Linked DNA regions of Homo sapiens: region 2 is linked to region 1. Evidence: chromatin loops called from intact Hi-C (ENCODE). Cell type or tissue: GM12878. All regions are shown on one strand. Each heading gives the region's core, and the rest is flanking DNA. Links, peaks and the distances in the headings are about the cores only. Region 1 overlaps BPHL (biphenyl hydrolase like). Region 2 overlaps SLC22A23 (solute carrier family 22 member 23).

The links. A loop is a pair of places that touch in the nucleus more often than their neighbours do. Peaks named below come from ENCODE experiments on the same cell type or tissue, not always from the same donor. Only the 100,000 strongest peaks of a DNase experiment are listed, where the experiment ranks them.
Region 2: it touches region 1 in a loop (7-fold over the local background); 3 of 110 quality-filtered maps call a loop at or near these places.

The regions. Positions count from the first base shown.
Region 1 is chr6:3,119,629-3,134,701 of GRCh38, reverse strand. BPHL (biphenyl hydrolase like) reads right to left here. Exons shown (of 7, transcript NM_004332.4): 2 at 10,942-11,045; 3 at 7,294-7,460; 4 at 5,504-5,657. Among named protein-coding and RNA genes, the nearest start is that of BPHL, 8.5 kb to the right of the region's middle. RefSeq lists an enhancer at 559-1,215. In GM12878, for the core only: a CTCF peak has its summit at 8,165 (motif pointing left); a DNase peak (open chromatin) is centred at 8,158.
Region 2 is chr6:3,270,244-3,285,316 of GRCh38, reverse strand. It overlaps SLC22A23 (solute carrier family 22 member 23), which reads left to right. Exons shown (of 10, transcript NM_015482.2): 8 at 206-238; 9 at 1,342-1,465; 10 at 11,905-15,073. The coding sequence ends at 12,262. Among named protein-coding and RNA genes, the nearest start is that of PSMG4, 19 kb to the right of the region's middle. RefSeq lists enhancers at 1,872-2,799, 5,637-5,696 and a silencer at 2,928-3,222. In GM12878, for the core only: a CTCF peak has its summit at 5,582 (motif pointing left); a DNase peak (open chromatin) is centred at 5,576.

The DNA of each region.
Region 1 (15,073 bases), core at 3,955-11,954:
GAACACAGGAGGCGGAGTTTGCAGTGAGCCGAGATCACGCCACTGCGCAGCCTGGGTGACAGAGCGAGACTCCGTCTCAAAAAAAAAAAAAAAAAAAATTAGCCAGGTGCGGTGGCACACGCCTGTAGTGCCAGCTACTTGGGAGGCTGAGGCAGAAGGATAGTTTGATGTTGAGCAAGCAGGCTGCAGTGAGCTGAGATGGTGCCACTGCACTCCAGCCTGGGCAATAGTGGAGACCCTGTCTCAAAAAAAAAAAAAAAAAAGGAAAGAAAAGAAAAAGAAAAAGGAAAGAAAAACAAAACACTGTGGCATTTCCTTACATTAAGTAGTTCTGCCCATAAAGAAAAAGGCAAAAGCCACCCACTGTGAAGAGGTGCTTGCAACACAGTTACCCTAAAAGGGGTTACTGACTAGGATTAGAGTAACACTGGGATAACATTGAAACTGTTCTGGTGCTGAGTTGGGTGGACAGCGGCGGGGTCGTTTTGTTGTTACATTTCATACTGTATACCCAAACATACTGTATTGTGTGTATCAATTATTACATAACAAAAAACTTTTCACCAATAAAAATACATGGATATAATACAGAAGAAACTCAAATGGTGGATAAACACAGATTTTCAATCTTATTAGTAATACGAAATGCAAATTAAGACCCCAATAAGATAATATCTTACACCCATTTGATTGGCTAGTGAATTAAGAAGTCTGAGAATTTCAAGTTTTTGTTGAAGAGCTAAAAGTTAAGAATCTCATCTATTGCTGGTGGAAGTGTAAATTTATTTTGCTGGAAAATAATCTGTCACTTGTAATGTAGTCTACCTGCCCACAACACTCAGCAATTTCACTCATGGACTTAGACCCTAGAGAGATACTGTTGCTCCTACACCCCAGGAGACGGGTACAAGAACCAGCCGTCCATCTGTAGCAGAGTGGCCTGTGTGCTCACACGGGCAGTGGACACGGGGTGGCGGCGGTGAGGGCTTCCTAGAAGATGGAATGCTTGGGCCATTCTGGGAGAAGAGAAGTCAGCAAACAAGTGAAGGAGTGGGAAGGGAGCGGGAAGGGCCCACACAAGGAGGCAGGAGCCCGCCACCTGCTGCAGGGACCCAGGTGGTCTCGGATGGCTGGACACTGGTGGTTGGGAGGGGAAAGTGGGGGGAGGGGACCTGGAGAGGCAGAGGCCGGGCCACTCATTCCGTGAGCAAAGTGAAGGAGCCTGAACTTTATCAGGAAAGTTGTGGGGAGTCCTGGAAGGCTTAAAGTAAGACACCATGAGATTCACATATTGCTGAATTGCTATCAGAGCATCATGGAAGGCAGACTGGTAGGAGGCAAGGACCTGGACCGGTTGGAGAGGCACAGAATCAGCCCAGACGGGACCAACGAGGCTGGCGGGAGCCTGGTGGGAGGGAGAGAGGGGTAGGGCAAGATGGGGCCACTCAGAGCCCAGCAGAAGAGAAGAGTGCAGTGAGCTGCAGGCCGCAGTGTGGGGGATGTGGTCTGGAAGGTTTCCTCACTTTTGTGAGCCCCCGTTTTTCACTTGACAAGCAGGCTGAGAATCAGAGACCTTACATGGATATCACGTTGTTAAAGACTTTAGCTCACGGCAGGCACTCAATAAATAGTAATTAAAATATTATTTTCAGGGAGAAAGAGTATTATTTATAATGACAAGAAATTTAGCAGAAGGGACAGGCCTAGAGAGAAGATCATGAATTCAGTATTAGACAGACTGAATTTAAAGTAGGTGTGAGACAACCAGATAAGAAAATTGAATAAAAAGTTGAATAAGGCAACATAGTGAGAACTCGTCTTTTTCTTTTCTTTCTGTTTTTTTCTTTTGGTTGTTGTTGTTGCTGTTGTTGGGACAGGGTCTCGCCTCTGTCACCCAAGCTACAGTGCAGTGGTGTAATCACAGATCACGGCAGCCTCAACCTCCCCGGCTCAGGTGATCCTCCACCTCAGCCTCCCAAATGGCTGGGACTACAGGCACATGCCACCACACCTGACTACGTTTTGTATTTTTTTGTAGACACGGGGTCTTGCTACGTTGCCCAGGCTGGTCTTGAACTCCTGGGCTCAAGTGATCCTCCTGCCTCAGCCTCCCAAAGTGCTGGGATTACAGGTGTGAGCCACCACACCCAGTGAGAATTTGTCTCTTAAAAAAAAACAACAGTCGAACATGTGGGGTTTGGGAGTTAGGTGGAGCAAGGAGCTGAGTGAAGCTACTCAGGTGTGAGGTGTGAGGGTAAGAGGGGAGCAGAGCACTGAGGGTGACGCCTGGAGGACCCCAACACTGTGGCCCACATGGGGGAGCAGGCACGTGTCAGCCAGGGAACAGCCTGAGAGAGGAGGGAAGTCGGGAGAACACGGTGGCAAGAACTTCCAGACAGAGAAAGCTTCAAGAAGAGGGGTGTAACCAATGGCGCACACATCATGAGCATGTTCTCAAACGCTGCAGAATGACCAAGGAGCCAAGAGGAGGTGCGTGGTGGGGGCTTGGTCTCTAGCACACTGGCGGGCCACAGCCATCTTGACACAAGTTAGGAGAGGATGGGGGATGAAAAAGAAAGAGTAGCCAGGAGGGGAAGTAGCGAGACGTCAGAGAGTAAAGAGTGCTGCGCTACTGAGAGACTCTTGCTTTCATCAAGAAAGGAAAGTCAGAGCAACTGCACACAGTGAGTTCCCACTGCGGTGACCGAGGCAAGGGAGTAAGTGCTGACAGTGCCCGGGGTTGAAGGGCCGTGACACAGGCACGTGCAAGGTGTGGCGGGGTCCAGGAGGGAGAGCACCGCCAGGTCTCAGGGCTCCGGGACGCCATCCCAGACGCGGAGGCCCAAGGAGCTGTGTCAGGGGTGAATATGCCCTGGCAGAGGATGTGGCTGAGGGGAAGGCTGGTGCAAGCTGGCACAGCAGCAGTTGCAAAGGCGAAGAGGCATGAGGGGGAAGCTTGTTCCAGGAATGGCCATTTATCCCACGTGGGAGAGGCACCGGAAGGATGAGGAGAAAGGGGAGATGGGAGAATGTCCGGGGAGGGGCTGGCAGGAGGGGCCAGCCAAACTGCACGGACTTTGCTGGTTAGTGAAGGATTTTAAGTCCTCTAGTGGAATTAAGTGATTAGATTTTTGCCTTACAAAGGAAACTCTCCTATGGAGAACAAACTACCATATGAAGCTAGCGGCCTAAACCAGGAGAATGTGGGGAAAGAAGAGAGGTGAGGATAACTGGAGGGGTATTATGTAACAACAGAAAGCATCACAGTTCAATGAACAGGGCAAGGTGGGCAAATGAAGAGGGCAGAGGAGGACTGGGCCCTCGAGGGATGCATCTGGGACTCTGCCTGGATGCCGGGTCATCTGCAGGCCATGAACTGAGATAGTGATTATGGGAAAGAACAAGTGGGCAGGGGTCAGTGAGGAGAGTTTCAGTAGAGGGGGCTAGAATGGGCCAGAGAGGGAGATGGGGCAGAATGGACTAAAGAAGGAAGGAAAGGAGGATCCCTAGAAGCAGGGAATGCAGGTGGCTCTTTCCATAAGTTTGTGGGAAAGAATAAAGAATGGGAAGATAGTAACCACAGGTAGGAGTGGCAACTTTCTGGAGGAAGAATTGTGCCCACTTTTGCAGGCTGAGAGGACTGACCCAGTGGAGAGAATTTAAGGATACAGGAGAGGGAGGAAGAACTCAAGGCAGCCTGTCCTAGAGGCCGCGGGAGGGGACAGACCCTTCACAGAGCGGAATGGCCTACTGTGCACAAGATGGATACCAGGCAGGAGCAAAATAAGGACAAGCAGGAGCACAGACAGGACTGGCAACCACATCAGACTCACCGTAAGAGCTTCATATTCATTTAAAAAACAGAAAGACTGTGAAGAACTACAATTCTACAACAGAACGCTGCCACTAAGTAGCGTACTTAAAAGTCACGTGAATTGTCGAATAGCTGAAAAAGACTAGACTTGTGATATTCTAGCGAAGAGATCTGTACACCTTTTATGTAAAGGGCCAGAGAGTAAATAAATATTTTAGGTTTTGCTGGCCAAGAAGCAAAATCAAAGACATTATGTAGATACTTACACATGAGGAGAGAAAACACCTGACCCACCTAGTCCTAAGTGTCTGGGGCAGGCCATCTGGGATCCACTAGACTCACACTTGGACAAAAAGCTAGTGGCCTGAGGAAGAGGGTCCTGGTGGGCCAGGCTGGCAGGTGGGGGTAGTAGGGTAACGCAGGTCAGTTTCACTTCTTGTCCTAGCAACCCCTAGATCCTGGTGCACCCTTCTTTCCTCCCAAGAGCCTGGTCATCTCAATGGGGCAGCTTGCTGGAGGCTAAGCAACTCCTGAGTTGCTGACTGAAATTCCATGGCTGGGTGCCTGCTCATTGCCAACAGTCACCCCTGTGTAGTGACCACCAGTGCAGGTCTGGGGCAGCAATGCTGGGTGGTAAAGGGACACCCCAGCTTGGTCTCTGTGACTCACAGCACTAGCCACCTCGATTGGTACGTGGGCTGCACAAAAGTGGGAGGCAGGCTAGGTGTAATGCACAGGCTGAAGTTCACTGGCCCCTATTCCAGTGCCTGTAAAGACCTCAGGCTGGGCGTGGGGGCTCACGCTGGTAATCCCAGCACTTTGGGAGGCCAAGGCAGGTGGATCACCTGAGGTCGGGAATTCGAAACCAGCCTGACCAACATGGAGAAACCCCGTCTTTACTAAAAAACACAAAATTAGCCAGGCATGGTGGCACATGCCTGTAATCCCAGCTACTTGGGAGGGTGAGGCAGGAGAATCGCTTGAATCCAGGAGGAAGAGGTTGTGGTGAGCTGAGATCGCACGACTGCACTCCAGCCCAGGCAACAAGAGTGAAACTCAAACTCAAAAAAAAAAAAAAAAAACCTCAAAGACAGGCTTGAAGGACAACGTTAAAGCATGCAAATAGCACAGAAATTCTTTTAATCAAAATAAAAGGTTTCATATTTGTATCCAGTGATTCTTTTCCACACTCAACATTATTTTCTTTCCTCCCCCATCTCTCTCTCACTCCTGTCACCCAGGCAAAAGTGCAGTGGCACAATCATGGCTCACTGCAGCCTCGACCTCCTGGGCTCAAGCGATCCTTCTGCCTTGAGCTCCCAAAGTGCTGGGATTACAGGCATGAGCCACTGTGCCTGGCCTCACAGTATTTTAAATGAGATTATTAATAACACTTCACACCACCCCCTCCTTCCCTGAAGTTCATTATCAGTAGTAGTAAATAGAAATAGTGATTTTACTTAGCCTTTTCCTGAGCCATGGAAGTTTCACTCCTGGAAACAGAAAGCTTTAAAACTCAGACTGGTTAAACTGCATTACTTTTCTGAGAACTCGTTATTCTTCCTACCTGAGAGTTGAGAACTAGAAGCACGAGAGATGTGTCTTGTCAACATATCCCACAATAAGAGATGAGATGCGGAGAGAGGGGAAGGATCTGCCGTCCCGGCATCTCCCCTTCGCAGAACCTACCCTCATATATCATGCTGTCTTCGTCAGTGACGTAGGCGTTGGCGCCCCAGATCACCATCTTGTGGATGTAAGATGGATATTTTGCAGCAGCAATGAGTGCGGTTATGCCCCCATCACTCCACCCCAGCAGAGAAACCTTCTTAAACTTCAGCGCCTATGATCATACGACAAAATGCACGGCACGGGTTATTGCTCCTCTCTGTTAAAAGAAACTGAATCACTAATTATCAGAATCAATACAGGTGTGAGGCTGGAGTATCAATTAGTCAGAAAAGAAAAACCCTAGAGTCCACCATTTGATGACATCATGTTTTCTCTTAATTACTTTTAGTGGAAATTGTCACAAAAACCTGAGCATACGGTATGGGTTTGAATTAGGAGGGAACTACATCTTCTGGTTGGATAAAAAGCTCAAGGAACTAGAATCAATGGAGACCAAGTACTTAAATATGACAAATACAGCATACGTGTGTATGCGTGTGCACGTGTGTGCATATGCATGCCTGAGCAAGGACCTTGAGAACAGTTCTGTAGATCAGAGAGGGGACCCTGAGCTCTGCTGGATGGAGTGAAGCAGGGTATCTGGTAAAGCAACTGTGGGAAGAACTGGCAAGAGCCAGGCTGTCAGAGAACAGCGTCATGGGGAGGTTGTGTGAGTCCGCGGGTGAATCAGAGAGGGTCTGGACATGCGTTTGGCAGGGAAAATGGACAAAGATTACATCTTAGAGAGGCCGCCAAGAAAAAAGAATGGAATGACTGGAAAATTAAAGGTAAAGAATTAATATTACTCCAAGATATTTGCTGCCCGGACCATAAAATGGTGTAACTACTGTGGCACTATCCTGCAAAATGAACATCTGGAACTTCCATCACCTAGCAAATTGTCTCCTAAATGTGTATGAAATTCTCCCTGTGTGCCAGGAGCTCAGTCCAGGATGTCCACAACAATACTGTTTATAGTGGCAAAAAAATGAAAATGCCCACGAGCAACAGAATGTTCACTGCCTGCTATTTATAACAGCAGAAAAAGGCAACTTAAAAATTAAGTTAATTATCTACTATTAGAAAACTGGTGAAATAGGCCAGGTGTGGTGGCTCATGCCTGTAATCCCAGCACTTTGGGAGGCCAAGGTGGGTGGATCATGAGGTCAGGAGATCGAGACCATCCGGACTAATGCGATGAAACCCTGTCTCTACTAAAAATACAAAAATTAGCTGGGCATAGTGGCATGTGCCTGTAATCCCAGCTACTCAGGAGGCTGAGGCAGGAGAATCGTTTGAACCCGGGAGGCAGAGGTTGCAGTGAGCCAAGATTGCGCCACCGCACTCCAGCCTGGGTGACAGAGCAACACTCTGTCTCAAAAAAAAAAAAAGAAAATTGGTGAAATAAGATACAGTACATCCATACAATGGAATAATATGTGCCTATCATACAACTAGTATAAATGCATATTTATTGACATGAAAGTTATTTCCTTGAAAAATTGTTCAACAAAAATAGTAAGTTAGAAAAACGTTAGGTGTAGCACGATGCCATCAATATGAAACTGCGTTTGTGATGTAATAAGACTGGCCAGAAAGCAGAGCCGCCAAGATTTGGTAGTGTCTCTAGAGAGCTGGACTGTGGGCTATTTCTACTTTCTTCTTTATACCTATTTGAACTCTTGGGGTTTTCTATAGCAATCACATGGTATTATTTTGTAGAAAAATATAACAACAAAATTTAAACAAAATAAATGAAGACAGGCCCAGCCACCCTTCCTCCCCTGGCCCTTCCCTCAGAGACCTACCTTCATCAAATCAACAGCATCTTTTGCATCCCTTTCAAAAAAGTCTGCTGGGAAATCGCGATCTGGGGGCCTGGAATGTCCATAGCCTCGAGGATCCCAGGCGACCACCGTGAAGAGCTTCTTATTGAGGTTCTTGAGCTGAGGTCCAAAATCAGTCTCTCCACTTCCTAAAAACAGCCACTTGGTTACCCTCAGGTGATCGCTTTCACTATCAAACACATTACAGTGAAAACAGAAGCAATAACAATCTTAAAAGCAAAGTAGTTTCTACTCAAAGTGGTCAGAATGTAATCAGGAAAGCAGCCTTGCAATGACTTAATCCATCCACTCGAAGAAAGGAGGCAGGCTGACCGGGTGCGCCTGTAATCCTAGCACTTTGGGAGGCCGAGGCGGGCGGACTGCCTGAGCTCAGGAGTTCGAGACCGGCCTGGGCAACACGGTGAAACCCCATCTCTACTAAAATACAAAAAAAAAAAAAAAAAAAAAATGTAGCCGGGCATGGCGGTGTGCGCCTGTAGTCCCAGCTACTCAGGAGGCTGAGGCAGGAGAATTGCTTGAACCCGGGAGGCGGAGGTTGCAGTGAGCCCAGATCGCGCCATTGCACTCCAGCCTGAGCACAGGGCAAGACTCAGTCTCCAAAAAAAAAAAAAAAAGGGGCCGGGCGCGGTGGCTCACGCCTGTAATCCCAGCACTTTGGGAGGCCAAGGCGGGCGGATCGCTTGAACCAGGGAAGCAGAGGTTGCAGTGAACGGAGATTGCGCCACTGCACTCTACCCTGGTGACAAAGTGCGACTCTGTCCCTCCACCAAAAAAAAAAAAAAAGGAGGCGCGCTTCCTTTCCCGGCGGAGTGCAGGCCTGCCTCCGACCTCCCCCTGGTGGCTATTTTGAGAAAGACAGAGGCCCTGGGTCTTCCTTTGCTTCTGTATTATTTCAGCACTTTTGAAACCTCTTTGGCTTAATCTTCCTTTTCTAAAGGAAAGAATTAATGAAACTGTATACAAATTAATTCACAGATATGCTTCTGGGTTATCTATTCTTCTTAAAACAATGACTTACACATGAGAGGGATCTCTATAATATCTGCAAAGAAATTTATGAGATTTGGTCCAAGTTATTCAAAGTAGAATTCTAAAATTCCAGATTTTTAATTTTTTTTTTTTTTACTAAGCTAAGGTGAATAGCCTAAAGATTTTATTTTGTAGTTATAATTAAAAACCAGGAAAACTAAACAAAAACACTGAAATGCAGAAGGGGTATGGAGGAAAGAAACCAAATCAGTTTCATCAGAACAGTATGAAACAGCCCATGCTAAAAGCTGAATTCTATTAGTGGGCCTGCAGGGAGCTTGGCCGCTAGTCCACAGCCCACCACGTGGTCCCTGTAGGTGTGGTGTGTTCACACCTACTGTGCACAGTGCAGAAGGCCACTCTCACAGAGCCCAGTCCAGGGGCAAGTCAGCATTTTATCAGTGAAGTCTGCTGATTTCTGAGGACTTCTACCTCAGGCCACAAATGACTACTAACCACTTTGCCTGACAAACCATATTAGAAAATGTCTTTCAAGGTGGTGCAGGATCATTCAACATTGTCAAGGCCTATCATTTTTCCTGGCAAGATATATCTTTCCCAAGATCAAGTAAACCATTCAGAAAATTCAAGCCAAAACCAAATGAATAGATCTCCAGCCCACATCTGCTGCTGTGACCCATGAGGCTTCTCTTCTGCCTCTGACCTGGAGGGGTTCTGGCCACGGAAGTACCCTGAAGGAGGGGCAGGAGGTGAGAAGATGGGAAAAAAGAACAGTCTAAAAGACCAATTTCAGAAACAAGAAGGCATTTGCTCCCTGGCACACATGTACACATTTGAAGACCAGTGCCAAGAATATAAAACTTAAAAAAACATTTAAGGAATACATGTACATAGTTATCAGCATGTAACATCTGAGAGGCCTGTGGGGAGGGGAACTGGGTGCTGAGGATAGGACAGGAGAGAGAATCTCCTCTGGTCCATTTTTTTTAATATTGGAATCATGCTAATACTTTACATAAAAAAAAATTAAATTGGGGACAGGTGCTGTGGCTCATGCCTGTAATCCCAGCATTTTGGGAGGCCGGGGCGAGTAGATCACCTGAGGTCAGCAGTTTGAGACCAGCCTGGACAACATGGTGAAATCTCGTCTCTACTAAAAATACAAAATTAGCCAGGCATGGTGGTGCACACCTGTAATCCCAGCTACTCAGGAGGCTGAGGCAGGAGAATCGCTTGAACCTGGGAGGTAGAGGTTGTGGTGAACCAAGATAGTGCCACTGGCTCCAGCCTGGGCAACAGTGAGACTCCCTCTCAAAAAAAAAAAAAAAAATTAAATTGGTAAGTTTTTAGCACCTGGACAATGACTGCAATACCGAAATAATGGAAAGCTAAGATAGGCAATGTTTTTACAGATAACTTTAGCTCCCCATCAGCCATGAGAGTCAGTGTCCTTGTTCATCAGGTTAAGGAAAACAAAGGTACCAAACACCATTTAGACACACGTGCAACAGTGCCACGATCCGCTGAGGCTCAGTCAAGTGGAACCTTTTTAGCACTTCACTTTTAGAAAGAAGCAAATCACAAAGAAATAAGTACAGTCAGCCTTCCTATCCGTGGTTCTACATCTGTGGATTCAACCAACCTCGGAACAAAAATATTTCGGGAAAAAAATGGGTGGTTGGGTCTGTACTGAACATGTACAGACGTTTTTCCTTGTCATTATTCCCTAAACAATACAAAATAACAATTATTTGCACAGCATTTACATTGCATGAGATATGGTAAGTAATCTAGACATGACTTAAAGTATACAGGAGAACATGCGTAGCTTCCATGCAAACATTGAGCTATTTTATATCAGGGACTTGAGGATCCTCAGATTTTGGGATCTGAGGGCTTCCTGGATCCAGTCCCCCAGGAATACTGAGATTAAATATTAGGATTATTTAACTAAATCAAAAATAAAGCAACAATACTAACACCCTTAAAACCAGATTTCGGATGTACTGGAATCACTGCAAATTTTTCCCTTGAACTTTCTACATCTGAACTCCAGTTCTGCAAAATGAGATTGAGATCCAGTAGGCTTTATTATGGCCCATATATTGAGAGAGGGTAATATGCCAATCTAACTCTGATTTCTAAAAAGAATCAAACTGAGGTTTTTTTTTTCTTACCTCTTATTTTAACGGAATATATTATCAACCACAACAAGTGATCAATTCACTCTAGTTTTAGCACTGAAAGTCCCACATCCTGGAAAATCCCCCAACGCCAAGCAAACTAGGATGACTGATTACCCACTCACGTTCCTCCTTTACCTTCTTCCCACACCCCTTTCCTTGACCCCTGTCACCCTCCCAAATTATGGGCAACTGTGATTTCACAGAGTACTTGCAATAGGAAAAACTGGGTACTTTACTAAAGGAATAAAAAATCCAATTCTGAACAGCAGTAGAAAGTTACCTACTTTTCTAAGTCATTTAAGTTTGATTGTAGCAAATATGAAAACATTTCAAAAAAGCACTAAAATTAATCATCAGTATTTGGCATCTAGTATTGTGAATGCATCATAGATTTTACAGCATGCAAAAACATTCCATTAAAAAGTACCCAGACCTAACATCCCAGGAAGTAGCAGGACTGCGTGATCTCCCTCTCCAGTCTGCTGGTAATGCAGCTGAACGCCATTCACAGCCACTTTGGCAGAGGTTACCGAGGTGCTAGAAGAGAAAAAACACATCCCCACAGGGGGAAAGGGGAGATGGGAAGATTTCTTAGTTGATTCAAAATTCCAGCTAGACAGGAGGAATAAGTGTTAGTGTTCTACGCGCTGTAGGATGACTACGGCTAACAATAAGCGATAGTTTAAAATAGCTAGAAGGAAGATACTGAATGTTCCCAACACAAAGACATGATAAATGTTTGAGACGATGGATATGCTAATTACACTGATCTGATCACTACACCTTGTATCTATCGAAACATCACTATCTACCCCATAAACAGGTACACTTATGTCAATTAAAAAATAAAATTTGAAAAATGTTTAAAAATCCACCCCCAGAGGAAAATCATTTAACAGCACGAATTTAATATGATAAAACTGTCTTTGTATATGAATGAGTCGCCTCCAGAACGCCTCTCAGTCTCCTTGGGTTATTTCGATTTTTCCAATTCTGAACAGTGACATGAGTTTGAATTTTCTTTACTAGACTGCCGATCTGAACTGTGCCCTCATGCTTGAATACGCTATTGTGCCCAGCCTGGGGCTCACCCTACAAAAACCCTAGGCGGCTTGCTCAATCAATGGCCACAGAGGCTCATGGCACACGCCGGTGAGCTGGAAGCCAAGGGTCCTCAAGTGCAGGCTGGCGTGAAACGAGGGTGGACATCAGGGGCAGAGACCCTGGAGTCACTCGTCTGCACTCAGCAGGCCCAGAGGACCTACCCAGACCTTCAGCAGCCTTGGTGACATTCCCAAAGATGAGACTGGTCCCAAGGTCTCGATCTCCAGGCTGTTCTTTAGCTGTAGGGTATCCTGTGTTGTCTGGCCTGCTGCAGGAGGGCCATAGTCAACAGTGCCCATCTGCACGGATAAATCCTACTGTTTTTTAAGATGTTAAAATATGTCTGTGTCAACTGCTAAGTAGCCCTGTCCATAAGCCTCCATCTCAAGAGCCCTCCTTCCTGCCACTCACCCGCCTTGGCCTAAGACCTCCTAGGATCCAGCATCTAACTGGACCACACTTAGCACAGGACAACGCCTCAGGACAGGCATAATGCCAGTGTCTGTGCTGCCTGAATTATGGGTGCCGTACAGGTGTTCTGATTAACCTCTCCTCAGCTGCTCTTCGAGGACAGCCAGACTGTCCTGGGATATATACCAGTGGGGCACACAGACGGCCCCTGCACCAGGACCAGGCTCCATCAGCCTTCCCACAGCTTATCAGACAGATGACTGAGTGAAGCACAGGAGGGACATGATGGCAAGCCAGGACAGATGCCAGAAGGAGGCGCTCTCTTCTCCTGGTGGAGTGCCAATACAATGAAATCAACCACCATCTCCTTTTATTTTTATTTTTATTTATTTATTTTTTGAGATGGAGTCTCACTCTGTCGCCCAGGCTGGAGTGCAGTGGCGCCATCTCGGCTCACTGCAAGTTCCACCTCCCGGGTTCACACCATTCTCCTGCCTCAGCCTCCCAAGTAGCTGGGACTACAGGCACCCGCCACCACGCCCGGCTAATTTTTTTGTATTTTTAGTAGAGACGGGGTTTCACCCTGTTAGCCAGGATGGTCTCAATCTCCTGACCTCGTGATCTGCCTGCCTCAGCCTCCCTAAGCGCTGGGATTACAGGCCCGGCCCATCTCCTTTTTCTTCTACATACTCTCTACTCCTACCTCTGCCCTTAGTCAAAGGATAACTGAAACACAGCCCTTTTGAAAAAATGAGGTCCTGTTTTATCTTTTGGTTTAATCTTATTTGCCAGTCTCAAGTAAAAAAGAAACAAACGTGGAAACAGATGTGTTGAATACAGGTACATCTACTCTTAACATACCATTTCTGGAAAAATAAAAGACAGAATTGGGTAGTAATAAGGTCTGACTAAACTATAAGCTCCTTATCTACAGAAATATTATTAAAGGGGCATCAATGAAGCCACCAAGCAATGGCAATACTGACTCTGCCATTTACTTATTATGATTACTGCCCTATTCCTCTGAGAAATTCATTTCTACAGTTAAGATAGCTTAGGATCGGCCAGGTGTGGTGGCTCACACCTGTAATCCCGATACTTTGGGCGGCCCAGGTGGGTGGATCACGAGGTCAGGATCACGAGGTCAGGAGATCAAGACCATCCTGCCCAACATGGTGGAACGCCATCTCTACTAAAATACACACAAAAAAATTAGCCCGGCATGGTGGTGCACACCTGTAATCCCAGCTACTCAGAAGGCTGAGGCAGGGGAATCGCTGGAACCTGGGAGGTGAAGATTACAGTGAGCCGAGATCGTGCCACTGCACTCCAGCCTGGTGACAGAGAGAGACTCCGTCTCAAAAAAAAAAAAAAAAAAAAAAAAAAAGAAACTGCTATTATCATATTGTATGTTCAGCTATTTCTTTTGTGTATGTTTTGTGAAGTAGCCATTATCTACAATAAAGTATTTGCTACCTTCAGGGCTTGAAATTTGCATGAATCTTGATGAATTATTTTTACATCTCTTATATATTGTACTATTATATAAATATTCCCATTGTGCCTACTAATTACTTCATGTTTATTATATCCCCAGGCTTTTACATTTATTGTTTCAAATCCTCACAAAAACGCTGCAAGGCAGGAGGCTCAGAGAGGTTGAACAATCTGCCCACACTCACAGAGCTAGGAAGTGGCCACGGGGCCATTAGAACTCCAGAGGCCATGATTCCTCTCTAACCTCATGGCTGAACAGAGTCCTAAGAGGGCTCAGGCACCGGGGCCACACTCTGACTGCCAGATACAGCGTGGTGGCAAGCGTCAGCAGAAGGACAGTCTCTGATTCTCTGGCAGGGCATCCCAAGGTTGAACTTGGAAAATATTTTTTAGGAAGATTGTTAGGTTATGTGAATTATTAATATTTATAACTGCACATAATATCCAATTTCAGGTAGAAAAGGCTTTTCTTGACCTGACCCAGGAATAAATCACCTTACGGATTTTGAAATAAGGGTCAAAGTTCCAAACAGCAGACTTACAAACAAGTTTTTGGAACAAAAGTCAGTTGTAGGTTGGGCACTGGCTATTCTGAAGCAAAGTTTTTACACGAATCCTTTTACCTACTGACACTGAGCTACAGCTGCATTTCAGGATTAACTAATACCACTGCTTGTTTTCCCAGATTATATGTCATATCAACTTGCAGCTGCATTTATAAAACGGCCGTACAAAATCCAGAAAAACCTGTTTCTTCAGAGATATTTTAGGAAGAATGATCTGCAATGCAACTAGATGGATGGGGCCTTCCTCAACCATTAAATAACCTATCAGAACTATACTGGTAGGCCGAGAGCGGTGGCTCACGCCTGTAATCCCAGCACTTTGGGAGGCTGAGGCAGGTGGATCATTTGAGGTCAAGAGTTCGAGATCAGCTTGGCCAACATGGTGAAACCCCATCTCTACTAAAAACACAAAAATTAGCCGGGCATGGTGGCAGGTACCTGTAATCCCAGCTACTCGGGAGGCTGAGGCCACGAGAATCGCTTAAACCTGGGAGGCAGAGGTTGCAGTGAGCGAGATCACAACACTGCACTCCAGCATGGGCAAAAGAGCGAGAGTCAGTCTCAAAAAAAAAAAGAACTATATTGGTACAATCACAGTAACTTATTTCGATGCCTTTCTGCAGACAGGAAACTGGAAAAAATAATCATTTTCACTGTTAATTTATACAGCTGTAGCCATTAACATGTTTTTCCATCTATCAAAATAGCCCTGACCATCTTATAATAATTCTAAAATTAAAGGAGCTAGTCAATTGCAATATGAAATTTTAAAAGCTGGTCAGATTTGCCCTCTTTTCTCCTTCTAAATCAAGTTTTCAAACTAAAAGTTTCTATGTTGGATCAAGTACAGTTCTAAACGCTGTGTACCTATCTAGTACTGACTTTATGAAAGTAGCCCATCAACAGTCAACTGCGCACATGCACTGTGTACGTTCGTTGTATACGTGTGTTTGCATGTGTGTAGGGATGTATGTAGAGAATAAAGTA
Region 2 (15,073 bases), core at 2,559-10,558, 150 kb before region 1:
TCTTCCTAACAAAAAGATCTTTGTTTAGCGCAGTATGAATTCCACTGCCCCGGCGGCCAGCGCCATCCCAGACACGGAAGGGAGTTTGCTTGAACCAAGTCGCATGGGAACACGCTAGGCTAACTCCACACCTAATGTGCTCTCTTCTCTCTTCTCGCTTGCTTGGCCCTTGTCCGTGTGGGTGCGATCATGTCTGCGGGTCCAGTGATTGGAAAGTACAGCCAGCACCCAGACTCAGGTGAGTCCCAAGCGCGTGGGCTGTGCTTCCTCGTCTCATATTACATCTAAATGGGTGTTTTCTCGAAGACTCACGGACCTGTGGTTTCCATTTTCTCTTTCTCCCCGTTGCCCTCCAAGAACTGCAGCTGAAGTTGGCCGTAGGTTGGACACTATACGGATACATTTGTATTCTCCCTCTTGCCTCTAGAAAGAGCGACTGGTGCTTCCCTGTTTGTGTGCTGCTTGGCACGCATGCCCCCGCCCCTTCCCCTGGCACCAGGCTCAGCACAGGCCCTGGCCCGGCGCCAACATGCTTTGTCTTAGGGACAGTTGTCTGGGTGGGGGGAGAAAGCCTGGGAGTGCTGGGGCCCGGCTGTCTGTGCTGCCAGGGGAAGCCGCTGTCCCCCTTTGACTCATGTAAGCTTGCTGCCCTGCAGCCCATGGGGACAGCACAGTGCCGCCCTGCACCTCGAAGCTGCTGCTGCACCCGCCTGGCCTGCCCCAGCCCTCGCCCGTGTCCCTGGAGAGTGCTTGCCCTCTATGCAGCCTTGGGGAAGCTGAGCTGAGCCCCAGCTGTATGGTCCTGACAGCATGCCCGTGCACTGTGCCAGACCCTGTCCTGGCGCGAGGTCGGTCTCCGGTGCCATTTACGAGGGCTTTGATGGGTTGAACACTTGCCTTCTGGGCCCATAAATTCTGTGGCTTGAGTTTTTGTTTCCTTAAATCAACCCTGACTCAGCTACCCTGTCCCACACGTTGGGCACATCAGACCTGACTGGAGCAAACATAGGCCAGGGCAGAGGGATGTCGCTGTGGCACCAGGGACATGCCAGCCTGCCCTCCCACCAGGCATGGCTCCCGGCTGAGGAATTCCAATAGAGGCCACCATGAGCTTCAGCATGCTTGACGCACAGGGACTCATAGAAGCCCCACAAAACCCACTGCAGGGGCTCTGGGCTTCTAGTCCTTGAGGTGCTGCTTGGTCCCCAGAGGGAATTGCATACCCATCCATGCCGCAAGCTGGACACTGGGAAGGAGCTGTGCTGTGCAGCCCCAGGCCTCCCTCCCACCCTGGCCTGGCTTCCTCTCTTCCCTCACCACCTTCTTCTGACCTTCCCCCAGGGATGAGTGACAGCGTCAAGGACAAATTTTCCATCGCGTTTTCCATCGTGGGCATGTTTGCCTCCCATGCGGTGGGGAGCCTCAGCGTGTTCTTCTGTGCGGAGATCACCCCGACGGTGATAAGGTGCGTCATGGGAGACACCCCAGGGGACGCCGGCTTCTCGGAAATCAAAGACGAGTCCCTGGCTCCAGGCTGGTGTGGGATTAACCAGCGTCAGCTCTGTCTCTGGCTCTGGACACATCAGCTTCGTGGTTCATAGCTGAGGTGGCTGTTGGACCCAACCCCGAGGCGCCCAAGAGGCAGTGAGAACCTGGCCCTGGGGTCCTGTCCAGGCAGCAGCAGGAGGAAGGGGGAACAGGGAGCTACTCTGGGCCCAGGAAATATGTCAGTGTCTGAGCGTCTGGCAAGGGGGGGAGTGCAGCGGATCACTTATGCCGCACTTCCACCAGAACCTGTGCTGCCAACTCTGCTAAGAGACCTCACGGCACAGCTAGTGCAAAATGTTTCACAAAGTAGAAAGAGCCTACCCCCCGGCCCTCCCCGAGATGGAGTTTCACTCTTATTGCCCAGCCTGGAGTACAATGGCATGATCTTGGCTCACTGCAACCTCTGCCTCCCAAGTTCAGGTGATTCTCCTGCCTCAGCCTCCAGAGTAGCTGGGATTATAGGTGTGCGCCACCACGCCCGGCTAATTTTTACATTTTTAGTAGAGACGTGGTTTCACCTGGTTGGCCAGGCTGGTCTCGAACTCCTGACCTCAGGTGATCCCCCCACCTTGGCCTCCCAAAGTGCTAGGATTACAGGCGTGAACCACCGTGCCAGGCCAAAAGAGCCTTATTTCATACTGACCTGAGAAGTTGATGTCATGAATCCAAAGCGAGCACAGCGAGTGAGATTACTGACTCATGTAAGAAACATGGATGGAGAGCCCACTGCGCGCCAGACACTAGGCCCAGAAAACACAGCAGCACAGTCCCGCCCTCGTGGAGTCTGCGGCCATTTCATACCTCCCTAAAAGGTGTGACTAACCTGTGCTCAGCCACTTTTGCTTTAGTTCGGAAAGTGAGGCTGACCCCTTCCTGGTGCCGTCTCTGCCCCTGGGTCGTGGTTCATGGGTGCTACACGCCATTTACTGTTGCCACCATGCTTATAGGTTAATAAAAAGGCACGCCTCCACTAAAAGGGCATCACTCAGCTGCAGTCATTTTCCTACACTGTTTGTGACTTACTGAGGAGCTTGAGTTATACCACACTGAACTTCTTAAAGGAGTATCAGCATTTCTCATGCACGTGCCTTCATAAAACAGAACTTGAGAGTAATGGCAGTAGTTCAGCCGTGAGTCAAAACCCAGGTGTCCGCATAATGACACCCTTGGGAAAATCCAGTAGCGGCTATTCCAGTCCAAGGCAGACTATGTGGAGGCTAAGCTGGGGAAGGCTTTGGGAGCAAGTAGGCAGGTCCGTGGACTTTCTTACTTTCCACATTTCCAGTAGCCATGCTAACAACAGCATCTTCACGTCCACACTTTTTGATTCATTCTCTTGGATCGTATCCTACAGGCCCAGCCTGACAGCTACTGGGCACCTGGACAGAAATGCCAAGGCATTGTATGATTAAGCACAAGGAACTCATCCTGTCCCTACCTTCTGCATCAGCCACAGGGGAGAGATGAGTCAGGAGCTTATTTAGTGCTTGCAGTTGCAGGATACCTCAGGCCGACCGCAGGCTCACTCCCTGTCTAAAGGACGGAAAGTGAAATTTCTCTCCTTTATCAAACAAAACAGCAAAGCCAAGTCTTTCAATAGACCAGAATCCACAGTCAGACCTTCTGGGTTTCCAGCTGGCCTCCTGCAGCCTTTGCATGATTATGCATATTTTGTTGGGGGAGGGGGTGGCTAGCGGGTACCCCTTAACTCTGGCAGTTGGTAGGCATCATTATTCTCTGTTAGATTTGGCTTAGCAAGCTAGACGGAAGGAAATGCTGTAAGCTTTTCCTCTTTGACGCAAACCTGGAAAGATTTGAGGATAGAAATTCAACAAACATGTTCTCAGATTCAGCTTGCCAAGATGACAAACTGGAAAAAATATGTGACCCTTGGTGATGCTTTTGTGCCTGCAGAGGATGAAAGGAAATTAAGTCCAAAGGGGGTCCCTGGGCCAGGCTGGGAGAATGTCTAGCGTTCCTGACAAATCCCTCTTCTCGCTGGGAGCCCTTTTCACCCGTGCCATCGGGAGGCCACAGCTCTTTCTTGCAAATGACTGAGGAACAATTCCCACGGAGGCCCTAGGATGGAAGTAGACTCCCCTACCATCCCCCCACTTCACAGAGAAAATTCCAAGATAAGCCACGATGGGCAGCCTGGGGCCCGTGAGCTCCATCTTTCTTAGCACAGAACTAGCCTTTCCCTGTGACACTATTACAGACAAGCCTTCTGGCAGCAAAGGGTAAGGGGCCAGGATGGACTGCCTGGAAGCAAATATTAGGATATGAAATTTTCTGCAAAAAGTTCAAAAAATGCTTTTATACTTTTCATACTTGTTCCACCACAAAAAGCAACAAAGGCCTGCAGAAATCTATTGCCCCAAGGATGATAGAGGCCAAGTTAACTAAATATTGTTTCATGAGATTCTGTTCAGACCTCGCGTTGACAGAACCAGCTACCCGCTCAGGCCCAGGCCAGGTGGTGGTTCTCATCAGCCAGTGCACAGCTCTGATTCATCTGTAAGACATTGGGAGTTGGGTGACTTTGCAAGTCTATCTGACTGTGCCCATCTCCCAGCTTGACATGGGCAGAAGTGGCCTGGGGTCCTGGGCGGATCTGGAAGCAGCTGCTGGCTGTGCTGGGGCGGATCTTTTCTATCCACTGTCCATCTGGATGCTCCAGGTGGGCTCCGAGGCTTCCTTTGCCCTCACGGAGGGGTCCAGGTGAGAGAGGAGGCAGGCGCTGGTGATCATGACACCCGCCTGTTTTCTCCTGCCCTGCCCACTCCGGCAGCCCTGGCCCTTTCTAGATCATAAGTCGGACAGGCCTCCCTGAGACACTCCCTGACTGACGACTCCCTGACATCTGTCTTCCGCTCTAATGCTGCCTCAAGAATAGGCACCGAGGGCCAGGATGACCTGGGGTTAAGGGAGTATCAGAGTCTGTTCAACTTCTTTAAAAAGTTGTATCTTAAAGGCCGGGCACGGTGGCTCACGCCTGTAATCCCAGCACTTTGGGAGGCTGAGGCGGGCAGATCACGAGGTCAGGAGATCGAGAGGATCTGGCTAACACGATGAAACCCCGTCTCTACTAAAAATACAAAAAAAATTAGCCGGGCGTGGTGGCGGGCGCCTGTAGTCCCAGCTACTCAGGAGGCTGAGGCAGGAGAATGGCGTGAACCCAGGAGGCGGAGCTTACAGTGAGCCGAGATCGCGCCACTGCACTCCAGCCTGGGCGACAGAGCGAGACTCCATCTCAAAAAAAAAAAAAAAAAAAAAAAGTTGTGTCTTAAAAATGTCACATCTGAAAACAAGTACTGAGTAGCAGACAGGAAGCCAGCATGCGTCCCATGCCGGCAGCGCCTGTGGCGTGCGAGCGATGAGCAGCGGGGCAGGATGAGGGGAGGGTGCTGATGATATGGCCCGGAGCCTGGGAAGGAACCAGACGGAGCTGCCCATGATCCTGAGGCCGCCTCCCTGTGTGGCCTTGGGTGGGTCCCTCGGCCGGCTTTAGTGTCCTTGTCTTAAAACAAAACTGACTACAGGCACCTTGTTAGGCGGGGGTGGAGAATGGAGGCCATGTGCAAAGGGCCTGGGCTCAGCACAGGACAGTTCATATTCTTCTTCTTCGCTGGGCATCTTCAGCAGTTGTATTTATTTCTATAAAAAATGGTACAAATATTTGCTTATCCTCAACTTCACAGAAATTTAGTCAAGTCACATTAAGTAATATAAAAGAGGAGCTAGAACAGGAGCCTCGCCTCGGGTGTTTCAATGTGAGATGGTAACGTTCACATGGCTAACAGCAATTTGATTCTGGAATCCTTAATTCAATGAAGTTTGCCATTTCTAGTAAGAAGTCGGCCTGCATATCAGTTTTCCTACCTTATTGAGATCCTATTGCTAGTAAAATAAAGATATCCCGTGGGTATTACAATTTTGTGCTCCTAAAGCCCAAGGAGGCAGTGTGCGCCCTCGGTTCTCTGTCCGTAAATCAAGCAGCTCTGACTTCTAAACACGGGCGTATGCTGCCCTCTAGTGACAACCCAGAGAAAAGCAGAAAAGGCACTGGCAGAGCCCACATTTCAGGGGCAGGAAAGGAACCCAACACCTTAAAACCAAGGATGTAACAATCTCTTTCTCTGAGATTTCAAGAGAGAAAAAAAAACAAAGCCAAAAATGGCATACCAACTTCTGCCAAAATTTTTCCTAATCGTACTGAATGATGTCAAGGATTTTTTTTTTTTTTTTTTTTTTTTTTTGAGACGGAGCCTTGCTCTGTTGCCAGGCTGGAGTGCAGTCGCGTGATCTCGGCTCACTGCAACCTCCAACTCCCTGGTTCAAGTGATTCTCCTGCCTCAGCCTCCCAAGCAGCTGGGATTACGTGCACGCGCCACCACACCCAACTAATTTTTGTATTTTTAGTAGAGACGGGGTTTCACCATGTTGGCCACAGTGGTCTCGATCTCCTGACCTCGTGATCTGCCCATCTCGGCCTCCCAAATTGCTGGGATTACAGGCACATGAGCCACCATGCCCGGCCATATCAAGGAATCTTTGATAGAAAACCAGAGAATTGCTCCCACAGAAAAAAATAAAAAGATATATTCCATATTATATATGCATGTGTACATTTGTTGCATATTATGTATATACATATACATAGACATTTTTCTAATGATCTGCAAATTAAATATATTTCATTTTATTTGGCACAGTTAACAAGATAGATCAGTATGATGTGGTTCACCAGGCACAATGCAAGGCTTTTGTTCCATGCAGTTTGCCCTTTAACAGTGGCCCTCTGCCCACCCCTCCTGGGGGTCTGTACTCTGCCCTCCTGTATGTGACTCCCGTGTGAGTAAGGGGAGTCCTCTCACTGCTTGTCAGTGCCGTCCACATTTAGTGCCGGGAAGGTCAGGCAGAAACCTGGGAGGTTTCCGAGAAAATGCTGTCCCCATTAAAATCATGTCCATTATCCCTAGCATCTGATATGCCCTGTGGCTTCCTGAAAGAGCCAGGTCTACCAGAAAGACTTAATTGGCTATTTTAGGTGTTCAGTCTTCATCTTACAGAAGGATTTGGTCTTATTGCTCATTTCCGTGGTTGTCTCTATTTAACCTGTCCCATTCACCTGGGTGAGCTGACCTTCCTATCCAGGAAGCCCGTGTGATCCGCAAGCATCCGGTATTTATTAAGCACAAACAGCACGTGCCTGTTGATGTCCTAGAAAATAATTCTTGCCCTTGAAGGGCTCAGAGACTAGTAAGGTGACAGGCACATGAACAAATAGTGACAGAAAGATGCAGAGTGTCTTTGAACGGTGGTCTGGGACCCTCAGCCTGGGAGGAGTTTGAGTATCTGGGAGACATCCCCCAAATTCTTGCTCTTCCTCATCCATATCGTCTTCAGGCCCAGAAGCACAGTGGTGTGGCTATTCCTGCAACTCTTTCAGCCTCTCCCTGGGAAGGGCTTTCTAATATGAAGTGCTGATGCCTGTCACAGCCTGCATGAGAGGTGGCTGTCAGTCTCCCTCCGTGGCTAAGGCAGGGGAATCTGTCACTCACCGAGTATCTTGGTTTTCTATTGCTGCATAACCAATCGCTCCAAAACAGGGGCCTGAAGTAGCATGCATCTACTATCTTATGGTTTCCATGGCTCCAGAGTCTGGGCACGGCCTGGCTGGGTCCTCTGCTCCAGGTCTCTCAGAGGCTACCATCAGTGGGTAGGGCCCACCACTAAACCAAGTCAGGCACTGGTAGGCTGTTTCCTCACGGGCTGTGGGGCTGGCAGCCTCAGCTCCTTGCTGGCCGTTGGCCATAGGGACCACAGTCACAAGGCAGCTCGCTTCGTCAAAGCTAGCAAGAGTCTGCTAGAATCTGCCTTTTGGAACCTTGTTGTGGAAGGAACATCTCACTATCCTGGCCGTAAATTTGATTGCTAAAAAGTACGTTATTTGTACCTTGTACCTTGAGGGCCAGCGCACACTCAAGGCACAAGGGTGGGAATTACTGGGGCCAGTCTAGAAATCCGACTATAGCACTGAGTAGATGCCCAGGTGCCAGCCAGGTCTCAGTGGCTGGGCAGGTGCTGGGGACAGCACACGGAGTGGAGCCTGGTCCTGCCCTGGAAACATCTGGTGTCTATTAGAGACACACAGACACGCAATGCGAATGTGTCTTCGGGCTACACAAGTGTCCTGAGGATGCAGGGGAAGTGCCCAAGAGAGCCTGCTCAGTCTGGACTCAGAAGGGTGGCTGGGACGGGATTCCCAGGATGTGGCCTGGAGCCCGCACATAGTGGCTCTAGAGGCGATGCGTGTTTGGCAAGTGCACTGCGGCGGGAGGAGGTGAGGCTGGATTCCTAGGGCTCGGGGAGCAGGAGCAGAGGTTCCTGGAAGGGTGAGGGTGGGCGGGTGTGAAGCAGCTTGAGGAGGCAGTGTTTGCAGAGCTTGGTGCCTCACCGAGAGGAAGGCCAGGGTGGAGGAGAAGGGTCCCAGTGGCACAGCCCCCTCTGCCAACTTTTAGGACTCCATGTCATGCCTGGAGGCTTTAGGCCCATGGGAGAGGCTCATCCTGTTCGCCTCCCAGTTCTTGAACCTCTCCAGCTCTGGTTCCTCCTACACCCAGCTGCCCCCTAGACCCTGAAAGACTTGGGTGGCCCCTTCCCGGCACTCAATGGATGCCACCTGGAACCAATCAAGCCACGGATCTTCCTGTCCCCATGCTAGTCACATTCGTGCTTTAACCTCCACTGCACTTGGACATTGGAGCTTTTCTCATCCCTGTTTTATAGATGCAGACCGAGGCTTCGGGAAGTGAAGCTGGTGGGCGGGGGCCAGGATTCTAGCCCAGGCTCATGGGCTCCAGAACTCCTGCTCCCAGCCACGGCACTCGCACCTTTGTGGCAGCAAAAGTCTGTTCTGTAGCTCACTTTGGGCTGGCTCTTTTTATGTGGGTTTACTCAAGGCTTGGAGGCTAATGGCTGATGCCCCAGTCTTGACAATCATCTAATGGAATAAACATTAACGAAGACCCTGTACCAGAAGGCATCTCCTTCCTCGAGAAATGCACAGACGGCGCCCTACCCAGGTAGCCTGTGGGAGCTCGGCTGAGCCAGCATAGGCCAACCTCACAGAGCGAGCACCAGACAGAGCTGAGGGACCCCGGTGCCATGAGTATTGGGACTGAAAGGCAGAGGACAGGAGGAAGAGGTGGGGCCCCCAGGACCTGTGCATCACCTTGCAGGCAGGAGGGAGCCATTGGAGGACTCTGAGCAGCCAGGTGATATGATTAGCTCTGTGTTCTAGGAAAATCGGTTTGGCAATGGTGAGGAAACAAAGTCTAGGGGGTGCAGAAGATGCGCCAGGGAGGAGCGCAGACCCAGGCGGCCTGGAGTGGAGGCCCTGAGGACTTGGTCATGGGCTGGACAGGAAGGAGCTGGGAAAGGGAAGAATCCAGCGAGTCTTTGTCCCCTAGGGCTGCAAGCCTGGCAAGGCTGCCCTTGTGCCCCCAAGCCCTGTGCCCATGGTGGATGCAGATGGGTGGACTGCAACCAACAGAGAGGCAGTCATTTCTACATTAGAGGGAGAAAAGGCAGAGCAAAGTGTCTTCTCTTATTTTGTTACAGGACAAAAGCCCCCAACACACACACACACACACAATCACCATTCTTCCATTGCATTCTGAGAAAAAGGCTCCAAATCTGTGAATCTTCCTGGGGTTATTAGCATAGACCTGTGTATATCTGGTTTATGAGGGCCACCTGGGAACCCTGGGACTCCCATCCTCCCTGCCCAGGTCACCTTTGCCCAAGCCTCTTTGGGCATGAGCCACTGTGTCTGGCCTGCCCATCTTTTTACTGGATTATCTGTCTTCTTTTTGAGTTATAAGAGTGGCGTGGTGGCTCACGCCTGTAATCCCAACACTTTGGGAGGCCAAGGCGGGTGGATCACGAGGTTAGGAGATCAAGACCACCCTGGCTAACACAGCGAAACCCCGACTCTACTAAAAATACAAAAAATTAGCTGGGCATGGTGGCACGCGCCTATAGTCCCAGCTACTCAGGAGGCTGAGGCAGGAGAATGACATGAACCTGGGAGGCAGAGCTTGCAGTGAGCCGAGATCATGCCACTACACTCCAGCCTGTGCGACAGTGAGACTCTCAAAAAAAAGTTCTTTATATATTCTAGTTACAAGTCCTTTATCTGATATATGCTTCACGAATATTTTCTCCCAGTCTATGGTCTTTTTTTCTTAAACATGTATCTTTTGAAGGGTAGGAGTTTTTAATCCTAATGAAGTCCAATTGATCAGCTTTTTCTTTTATGGATCCTACTTTTGATGTTATGTGTAAGAAATCTTTGCCTAACCCAACGTCATAAAGCTTTTCTCTTGTTTTCTTCTAGAAGCGTTATAGTTTGAGCTAAGTTAAGCACTTAGATTTTATTATCCATTTTGAGTTCATTTTTTTACATGATGTGAAGGGTCCAACATCATTCTTTTGCACATGAATATCCTGTTGTCCCAGCACCACCTGTTGAAAAAACTATCCCTTCCCCCTCACTGGATTTGCCTCCATCTACAGTCAGTTGACCATAAATGTGAAGGTTAGTTTCTGAACTCCCAGTTCTGTTCCATTGATCTATTGATATATACACCAACACCACACTGCCTTAAGCCGTATGGCTTTATAGTTTTGAAACTGGGAAGGCAAGCCTTCTTTGTTCTTTTCCAAAATTGTTTTTGACTACTCTGAGTCTTTTGCATTTCCATATAAATTTTAGAATTGGCTGTTTTCTGAAAAAAAAAAAAAGTCACCTGGAATTTTGATAGGGATTATGTGGAATGTATAGATCAATTTGGGAAAAATTACCATCTTTATAATATTTAGTCTTCTAATTCATGAACATGGAATGTCACTCCATTTATTTTTATCTTTTAATTTTCAGCAATGTTTTATCTTTTTCAGCATACAAGTCTTGCATTCCTTTGTTATTTATTTCTAAACATTTTATTCATTGGATGTTATTGTGAATGGCATTTTCATTTTTGGGTGTTGCTAGCACGTAGACATATAATTGACTTTTGTATGTTGATCTTTTATCTTGTGACCTTGTAGGACAGTCTTTTGGTGAGTTAGGAGCTACCTATAGTGCCAACCAAGAGAACCACAGACTAGTCAAGAGCTGGAGTTATCTACCTGCCTCCTACCTGTTGCAGGGACCTCCCTTTCAGCCCACTCAGCCTCAGCAGTTCAAAGGATACAGCCCTCTTCACTTCAAGGGGGTGCCTAACGAGCAGCCCATTAGAAAGCTTCCCCAAACCAAAGGACCAGTCTACCTGCTGCTGTGGAGCGAGGCACACAACTCCACTCCCTCTTCCTTGAGACAAGGCCACCTCTGCCTACCTCCTTCAATGAGGCCCCAGAACTGGGGACCAGGCAGCCCTCTCTAGCCTGGCCTGACACCTGAGCGCCACGGTCCCACTGCAGCCTGGTACAGCACTGCTTTCTCAGGGGCCACAGAACACCTTTGTCCCAGTAATGTGTTTTTAGGTCAAAGTGGAGAGGTTTGAGGGATAGGGGTTCTGTAAGTTTTGCGTATCTACTAATCCCTGGGACTCTTGGCTGCTCCCGTACAAGGCAGGGAGTGGAAATCAATGGCTTGCCTTCTGGACTTTGGTTATCCTGAGCTCAGAGCTGCAGTGAGTTCCTCTCTGTCAGTGCACAGCTTCATTTGGGGGACCCTTCAGGCACAATCCTCAGAGATGGGACCGTTTCCAATGGTGGTATGTGAGCAATTTCAGGAGACACGTGGGCCATCAACTCACAGTGAGGAAACTACTCTTTTAAAGTATCTTGCAGTCTCTCCAGTTATGACAAAGAGAAAGTCTCTGTTCGTGTTGGTATGTCCTTAGTACCCTCTTTAACCCTTGGTAATCCCCCAGGCCTTCAGGAAATGGCATAATTTCAATCCCTTTTGTTTTTCCTTGTATACTACTTATGGCAAGTAATATCAGCTTCCCATTTACAGTAGTATTATATAAGGCTGCCTTTCAAAATAAAGTTCTCATGGTCCCCAGCCCTGAAAAAACAATAAAAATAGGAAACATTAAAGAAAAAGATAAATTAAGTAAAAGCTTTTGATTTGATGAGGAAAAACAGTCACTGCCGTAGAGTGGCCTTGTACAGACACAGCCAGGGTGCTGGTGACATGGGACGTGTGAGGTCGGGGTATACTGGGCAGTGCCCAGGGCAGCAGGGCCCCTGCAGAGGTGGCTTCCTGGTCCACCCCGAGCTTTCCCGGGATCCAGCCCGCTAGCCCACAGCAGCAATCCCTGTGCTTCCCTCCCCCTGCAGGTGTGGCGGGCTGGGGCTGGTGCTGGCCAGCGCGGGCTTCGGCATGCTGACGGCACCCATCATCGAGCTGCACAACCAGAAAGGCTACTTCCTGCACCACATCATCTTTGCCTGCTGCACGCTCATCTGCATCATCTGCATCCTCCTGCTGCCCGAGAGCAGGGACCAGAACCTGCCTGAGAACATTTCTAACGGGGAGCACTACACGCGCCAGCCGCTGCTGCCGCACAAGAAGGGGGAGCAGCCACTGCTGCTCACCAACGCCGAGCTCAAGGACTACTCGGGCCTCCACGATGCCGCAGCCGCGGGTGACACACTGCCCGAGGGTGCCACGGCCAACGGCATGAAGGCCATGTAGCCCGGCCTGCGGAACCCGGGGCTCCAGGGTCTGGGGCAGCTTGGGCACAGGTTTACAGACCAGGGACCGAACACGCAGCCAGGGGTGGGAAAGCTGCCTCAGCCAAGCTGAGCCTCTCAACTGGTGTGGGGAAATCCTGTCTTTCCAAAAGTCCAAGGAGCGCGGGTCGGAGGAGACAAACTCTTTGGAAATAACCCTTTCAAGACTTTCTTTTCTGCCGTTAAATGTGTGTATTTATTTTGGTCATTTTTACGAGAAGCACTTTATTCCCTCTCCCTCTCACTGATCACAAATGGAATCACCTCCCTGGGCAGCGAGACGCAGTTGCTCTGGGAAGATGCCACAGTGACCAGGGCCATGGCCGGTCCCTCTGGGGAGATGGGACACGGCTCCTGGCAGCACCCAGGAGCCCCCCAGGCTGCCTGCCTGCGTGCAGAGGCAGGAGAGGACCGTGGAGCGTTTCCGGGACTGCATTTTAGACGGAGTGAAATGTACATGAATTTGGCTTTTGCTAGAGTCTGTGTATGGTTTTTTAAGGTCCTTTTTCCCTTTCTGTTTGTAAGGTAAGAGCTTCTGTTCGTGTGCAGGGAAAGCAGCTCACAGACGCCGTTAAAACCAGCTTCATCTTTCCTTCAGGATCATCCTTTTGTACTTGATGCTGGAAGCTCTTGGAGAAAAAGCTTAAACATTTCACCAGAAATCTTAATTGAGCAGCAGTCATATCGCCACAGCTTTGTGAGTACACAGCTAACAGATGCGTCGAGACCTGAGATGTGCTCGTTTTTATTCCTCCTCTCCCAGATTGGCTCCAGCAGAAAAGTCCCTCGTGCACAGGCAGCTCTTGTGCCGGCACTACTTGAAAACATGGCTACTTTCTAAGCTACAAACCATTAGAAAATAACTCAAAAAGATGGCAGAGGCAAATCCACAGAAGGGGGGCTGCCCTCCACACACACACGCCCGTCACCCACACCTTGAGCACACACCATGAAGATCACCAGCTTGGATGGCCGTCACCTCAGACATCACTCCAGGGAGCACCCGCAGGAGCTGGGCCCCCTCACGCCTGCCTTCCTGGGCCAGCTTCCTGCTTGCAGTCACTCGCATAGCACAGAGGTGGGGCTTCGGGCAGGGAGCGGAGATTCCTCATAGGTGAGTCCAAATGACCTCCAGCCTCTCGAAGGCATCAAGACAAATTGAAAGAAAGCAATAACTCACCAAAGCTCAACGCTGCCCCTGCCTCGACCTCCATGGGTCTCTTCGTGTTCCTCGTTTCACCCCAGAAAGTGGAGGTTTCCTCTTGGCATTTTCGGAGGAAACTTGTAGGACACCCAAGGCGACTAAGAGACAGCCTCCTTGGCAAGGGCAGGCACCACTTTGTAGCAACTTGGGCACCAGCTTTTCTGGACAGCCTGGCTTCTTACTGGCATTGTCCAACTCATCCCTTCTCGAAGCATGTCTTTGCCATGGGCTGTGTCCTTCCAGGGAAATTGTGGTCTCGGGCCTGGGTGAGACAATGAAGTGACTTCCAACCGACAGTTGCTAGAATTCACAGGGCAGAAAAGGGGTTGACCTTCTCCCCTTCTGGCTTTCCACCCGGCCTGCTGCTTGCTGTCGCCACTCATGTCTCCTCCACATGCGGTCCACACATCAGTAAGGGCCTGGAGATGTGTAAAGACACAGCAAGGGGCAAGCAGACTCTTGGCCACGTGTTTCCAGTGGCTGGACCACGCCGACACCTGGGATCTTGAGATACCCAGGAAGGGAGGCTGTCTGGCCAGCCTCTCCCTGCCTCCACTTGCTCCACGTCCAGCTCCTCACCTTCCCTCTTTTTTAAAGTCACATTTCCATGTTTCAACATTAGTTTGCATTCACCTTTACAAAGGCCTTTCTTTAGATCTGTGCAGCCTTTGCGTGCCAAACTTGTGAAATTCCTTTTACCTTTTTTGGAGTACTTGCTATAAAGCCACCTGTCAACAAACCCCCATTATGTACAGAATAGGACCTATCCAGTAGCCAGGCCAGTAGGCAGTTGGGGAAGGTGGGAAGGATCCAGCGAGGCCCCTGAGCCTGCACCTGGACAGGTGTACGTCTGCACCCATCACCCTCAGCACCAGGCCACCCTGCAGTCCACTTACTGTACTGTGTTGTGGAAGGATATGCTAAGTGATGAAAGTTGCGAGCAGTCTCACTGGTCGTGTAAACTTTTTTTTTTTTTTGGAAATTGAAGCTGTAGAGTGCTGCCCGAAATCTCTAGGAAGTTGGTGGCAAGGGACAGCACTCACACTCTTCTGGTCATGATCTCTGATCTCCACCTCAAATGACAATAAAAAACTGGTCCAACGAAGACACTGCTCAGCACTTCAGCCATCAGGACTAATCCATCGATGACTGGAAAAGAGGCTAGCTTTGAGGAAAACAGCCTGGGCTCTTGGGAGCAGAGTCCAGTGGGTGTGAGGCTGACTTGCCGACGGTCGGCAGGTAATGGCTCTCAGCCGGCGAGGCGGTCCCACAGCTCTCCTCCCAGGGCAGCCTGAGGAGGAGGAGGCCGGGTGCCTGTTTGGTGGCAGCTTCAGCCTAGGGATACCTGAAGCTGTTGAGCAACACCTTTATGAAATGTTGCCAGAGCAGCAACACTTCCCTGTGGGCACAGCCCCGGGAAATCCGGTACCAAGTGAGCAAGGTGGCAGGACCCACCCAAGCCTGATACGCATCTGGGCCCGCCGGGCTCAGCAGGGGAGGCTGCTACGGCTGCCCACTTCCCAGCACCGTCTGTCACGCTTGAACCCCTCTGTGCTGTTCCCTTCCTGG